2 separate regions of the Homo sapiens genome follow, and region 2 is linked to region 1. The links are chromatin loops, found by intact Hi-C in ENCODE. Cell type or tissue: HCT116. All regions are shown on one strand. Each heading gives the region's core, and the rest is flanking DNA. Links, peaks and the distances in the headings are about the cores only. Region 1 has its middle 590 kb from the start of MIR5702. Region 2 has its middle 540 kb from the start of MIR5702.

Evidence for each region. Hi-C counts contacts between places; a loop is a spot of excess contacts. Peaks named below come from ENCODE experiments on the same cell type or tissue, not always from the same donor. Only the 100,000 strongest peaks of a DNase experiment are listed, where the experiment ranks them.
Region 2: a loop joins it to region 1, with 5 times the contacts of the local background. A loop is called at or near these places in 2 of 110 quality-filtered maps.

The regions. Positions count from the first base shown.
Region 1 is chr2:226,062,745-226,065,681 of GRCh38, forward strand. No RefSeq gene overlaps it. Among named protein-coding and RNA genes, the nearest start is that of MIR5702, 590 kb to the right of the region's middle. In HCT116, for the core only: no CTCF peak of the experiment used is centred there; a DNase peak (open chromatin) is centred at 1,177; H3K27ac peaks cover 2,500 bases.
Region 2 is chr2:226,117,919-226,120,855 of GRCh38, forward strand. No RefSeq gene overlaps it. Among named protein-coding and RNA genes, the nearest start is that of MIR5702, 540 kb to the right of the region's middle. In HCT116, for the core only: no CTCF peak of the experiment used is centred there; DNase peaks (open chromatin) are centred at 783 and 1,323; H3K27ac peaks cover 2,500 bases.

The DNA of each region.
Region 1 (2,937 bases), core at 231-2,730:
GGGAATGAGAGGGAGAGGGTATGTGTGTTCACAATCCAGTTTACAGTGTGGAGGCACAGGCATACTAAAAGACTAAAAGACAGACCTAATGACAGGAGTATAGAAGGCTTCTCCTCCCCCAGTACCGTATGGCCATACTACCAAAGCCCTATATATTACAGTTGTCAGTGAGAAAACACACAATCCAATTACAAAATGGGCAAAAGATTTGAGAAGACACCTCACCAAGGAAGATATACACATAGAAAATAAGCCTATGAAAGACAATCAACATCAAACATGAGATACCACTACAAACATAGTAAAATGGCGTAAATCCAAGGTGCTAACAGTGCTACTGTCAGGAGTGAGTGGGTATGTGAGAAATGTCTGTGTTCTGTATTCTCTGCTCAATTTTTCTGTAAACCTAAAACTGCTCATAAAGAACAAAGTTTATTTAAGTAATAAATAAGGCCAAATGCTAGTGAGGATGTGGACAAAAAAGCAAAAGCAGTAGTTGACCTAGAATTTTAAAAATGGACGTAAATGTATATTGAAAGATAGATTAAATAGATGGATAGATGATATATAGGTAATAGATAAATAGATAAGCTTGACTATCTTATTTTCCTTTATAAAGCATTGTTAGCATAAACAATAATGCTGGGACGCTCGCTTTTTCTTATAATATTTTTCATGTATTTTAATTTTTAAAATAAATTCATTCATTATGACTTCTAATAATTACTAATAAAAATGGAACTGATTCATTTCTCTATCATTTTAAGTAGTATGGGCTAGGTTTAGCATTTGAGCATTTGTATATAGTTTGTCTCTGTTTGAAACAAATCTTACTACTATAATTTGTGAAACCAACATTGTGTGTCTGGCTTATTCCTTTTAATATTTTAAATAATAAAATCATTTATGGCTTGGGCTATTTCCATTAGTTATAACTGACAATGAGAAATGTAGTAAAATATGATGTGGTTTAAAGGGTACTAATTAAGCTATAAATGACAGCAACATCATGACTCTGAAGCTCATGAGTCATTTGTAATTCAAGTGCAGGAGTATTTTTTGGTAAGGCCTCAGTTGTGGAGCAATCCCAGTGGAAGTATATCTCATCTGTCTGGAATTACCTAGGTGTGGTTCTGCCCAGAGGCAGAGGGATGGACTGATTGATCTCTGGGAGCTACTTCCCAGCCCAGAGTCTCAGATGGTTAAAGCCTGCAATTGAAATAAACGTCCTGCCATCACTCAGCCCTTAATCCCCCCATTCTATCCATGATTAAGTGATATCCTGACTCCCTTGTACTTTCCCAACCTCTTTCATGTCCACACTTGTCAGGATGCCCGATCCTCACTTAGTCTCCTTTTAGCAATAATTCAAATGCTGATTCACTTGAATCAAAAAAGAGGTGAAAGAGGGTACACAATTGGAACACACTAAAGAATTTGTAAATTCCAGCCAGTGAATCCATTTTCTTAACAGAATGCAAAAGGATTAAGAGATAGAAAGCTCTTAACTTAGAACTTATGCTGAAGAAATAAGAGTTCTGATTACCATGTTCTATGGAGATGCCACACACACGCATCCATATACAGGAGAACACACACACACACACACAGACACACACATATATATATAGTCTTCTGTATAATGGATGTGTGTGTGACATCTCCATAGAACATGGTAATATACATATAAACACGTGCGCGCGCGTGTGTGTGTGTGTGTGTCTGCCCATTCCACCTTCTACCTACCCTTTTCAGGGCTGAGTGACTGATCTTCATGCTTGATATGGTTTGGATCTGTGTCCTTCCCCAATTCTCAGGTCAAATTATAATCCTCAGTGTTGAAGGTGGGCTCTGGTGGTAGGCAATTGGTAGTGAATGAGTGCTCATGAGATCTGGTCATTTTAAAGGGTGTAGCACCTCCTACCACCTCCGTCTTGCTCCTGCCATGTAAGGCTCCTGCTCCCACTTTGCCTCCTGCCATGAGTAAAACTCCCTGAGGCCTCCTCAGAAGCAGAGGCTGCCATGCTTCCTGTACAGCCTGTGGAACAGTGAGCGAATTAAACCTCTTTTCTTTATATATTACCCAGTCTCAGCTATTCCTTTTATAGCAGTGGGAGAATGAACTAATACAATGTCCATATTCTATATTCACACAGCTAATCGGTTCTCATATCACTCTTTATATTAATAACAATAGCTACTCCTCACTATTATTAGCAACAATAATAGTTCTTTTTATTGAGATAGGGTCTTACTATGTTGCTGAGGCTAGCCTTGAACTCTTGGGCCCAAACAATCCTCCTCTTCAGCCTCCTGAGTAGCTGGGAATATACGTGTGCACCACTGCCCCAAGCTAATAATAGTTCCTATATACTATATATAATATATGTGTGTGTGTGTCTGTGTGTGTGTGTATGTGTGTATATAAAACCACTGTTCAATTCACAAGGCATCCTGTGACCTAGCATCAACCTTTACTTCTAAAAGTCAACTTAAATTTTATGCTTCCAGAATTATTTGAGAGATGTAGCCAGAGAAAGCAAGCAGCTCTGTGCAGGGGAACATACTCTTGGCTTTATATCAAAAAGCCATAGCCTTTATGAGAATTGCTGTCATTTTCAGCTAGGCCATAACTAACAGTCAGCTCACATTGTGAATGCAGAACAGCCAGTTGTGCCTTGGGATTTTCCAGCCTAATAGATTCTCACTTCATCATGTACTTGGAGGCAGAACTAGTTAAGTGGATGACAAGAGAAGTGGCAAAAATAGTAAAGAGAGCTTAGAAGAAATCATGAAAAGGAATAGATATTTCCCTCCTGCCTTCCATTCTGTTCTTTCTACCTCCTTTGCTAATTTCTTATTTTCTTTTCTCTGCTCTTTTAAATCAAAGACACTCTTTACTCTGCAATTTCAGTAACATAAAACAGATATAAACAT
Region 2 (2,937 bases), core at 317-2,816, 55 kb after region 1:
TTTGTATACTATCAGATTCCACTATACTAGAATGTCTTATATTTGGACTATGTAGAGTACATTGAGCTGAGGGCAATAACAAGTATGAAACACAGCAGGATTTTGAAAAAGATTAATATGTCAGCTTAAGGTAGCAACCTGATCCACTTATTACCTCCATTAAATAGCTATAATTGATTATTCATCATTTCAAAACTTATCTCCAAAAAATAATAGCATGCTTACCCTATCACACCTGGACTTTGAGTGCATTCTACTCTATTTAAAAACATTGTTTTGAATTCTTTTTATGTCACAATCACTTCACAAAATCTAAAAGAAGTCAGAGATACTACCAGGGGCAAAACACACTTGCCCCCTGCTTCTCATTTGTCCTATTTAGACTGGATCCATATTTTTGTCTTGTTTAGTAGTAAAAATAAAAGTAAAAGGGGGTGCTTAGAAATCATAGATTGTATTCCAAAACAAACAAGCAAAAACAAACAAACATAAAGCCAGACCCTAACTCTCAATTTCATCAAAAAGTAGCAGAACTCTCTTTCATGGCAAGAACAGTGCAAGCTTGTCCTTTGGAAATTCTTCTGAATCAACAAAAGTACGTGTGACTGAATCGTGTGGCCAAGATGGAATGCTGTGGCAATACAAATTACAGAGAAGATGCACGGCTTTTCATCTGCTGCCCTCACCCGCAGATGTCTGTGGGATGAAAGTAGTAGTCACTGCCAGCCACCCCAGTCCTGCTGTTCTGACACCCTGTAATCGTTTGCTGTATTCATTACCTCCCTCATCATCCACTAAGCCTCCTCTTAGGGGTACTTTATGGTACACATTTCACTTTAAAAAATTAAGTCACATCACGATTAATTTTGCCTCGAGGATTTCACAACATCCTTTGAGCTCACAGTAACCCTGAGGATATTGTGCAATTGGAGTTGGGACTCTCTTGCCTAAGTTATAACTTTGTGAAAGAAAGTGGGTGAAAGTGGGGGAGTTGTTCTTGCTTAAGACAATTGAGTGGATATTAAGCAAATACACAGGGGTAGGTTTAAAAGTGACTGGCAAATCTGGTAAAACTTTATACATCTCGAGTTATCATTTTTAATGTTCTCACCTTCTTACAGTATTTTTACAGGCAGTATGCTTTTGCTTGTCCTAAGTAAAATAGCACGCTTTTTTTCTGTTTTTCTCTGGGGCATGTCTTCTGTATGCTAATCTGACTCATCATTGTTAATTTAAAATATTATAAATAAGCAAATACATGACTCAATAAATGTGATGAGTAAGGAGAAACTGGTGTTTGCCTAGCCAGCTCAGACCTACATTTTAATTAAAAAGCATGTCTCATACACCATCAATATGTTTTCAAGTGACCTGTCATGACCAGTTCTAATCACAAGCATGCCATTCACTCTTTCATAATAAATTGGCAGATTATGCTAATAAAAGAAAGGGAAGCTATCAATTTTACGGGTGCCAGACAAGCTATGCCATTGATTTTATAATTTATGACATGCACTTGCAAAATAAAGGTGGCTAAGGAAAGAGTTTCATAAACAGGATAAAATGCTACAGGAGAATAATCAATTAGATTAGTCGACAAATAAGTGGATAAAAACGTTATGAAAATGTTATGCTTTCCTAATGGTCAAACATTCAGGGATTCAGTGTCATATTATATCTGTAAAATCCCACAACAAAAAGGTCTGTGTTAATGGCAGCTATATGTCAATTTTTAAGATTGGCTAATTGGTATTTTTAAAAGTATTTGGCTGGAAAATCACAAAGATTCAGTTGATTGGGACTCAAAAATTCTTTGTTCAAGAGAAAAAGAAGTCATAATACAGGTTGCTATTGATTACACCAATAAAATGTTAAAAATTACTATATGGCACAGTGTTTTGTGACTTTACGGCCTTTGTCTATGGAAAAACCATTTAGGTTAGTTCACATTTTTATAGAAAATGAGAGTTTGCAATGGAAATAGGAACTTGGGAGCTCACAGAAAAATCAGGGGTAGACTTGGGATCAGATAAGACATTCTACCTAAATAAGCATGGTTAAATACACATTATGTCTTACATTTCAAGCCAAAACTAGTTGTTTGCTTTTGATTAAAAGATTAGATTTTGTTCTGAAGTCCAGTTTCAATATTTTAGTTTTGTCATTAAATTGTTTCTAAATTGAAAAACTTTTGATAAAACTAGAAAAAATAAGTATACTTATGCTATGTTATTTATTAATATGAACAAAAATCAATTTGTCTAAGCTTTGCTCATCTAAAAATATATATGTATAGCAGACAAAGCAATGCAAATTAAACATTTTAAATCTTATACTTGCATTCAACAATCTTTATCTTGTGTAGCGTTAACGCACATACACATACATATGTATATGCACACACACACATATTCCTAATACCTAAACACAAGTCAATGTTCATCCAAAGAGTAACAGATCATCGATTACTTCTAGAAATTTCCTGATACCTTTATTATACTGATGTTTATCATATTGGATAAATGCTTGTCTTATGGAACTCACAGCACTTTGCATCCAATCATCATGTATTTGGCCACCGTTTCAACAGGGTGAAAATTTAAATGTATTATTGATTACAAATGGTCTTATTTAGGTAATTTCAAGAATATTAAATGTTATGTTGCCCCAAATTGTTATATCTCAGTTAATGGTGAAGTGATATGACTTTGAATGCTATGTAATGGCTCCATAATATTTTTTTTGTAAATATAATCTCTAGATCAATTATTAAAATCAGCTAATAATTGGTTGTTTTCAGGTAAAATTGATAGTTTTTAAAACATTCAAAATAAGTCCATTTGAAAGTCATTCAATTTTGTTAAGAAATCTTTTGCTGAATATTTGTGAAATATGGATATTAAATAACTTTTGCAACCATAGTATCCACTCATGTTG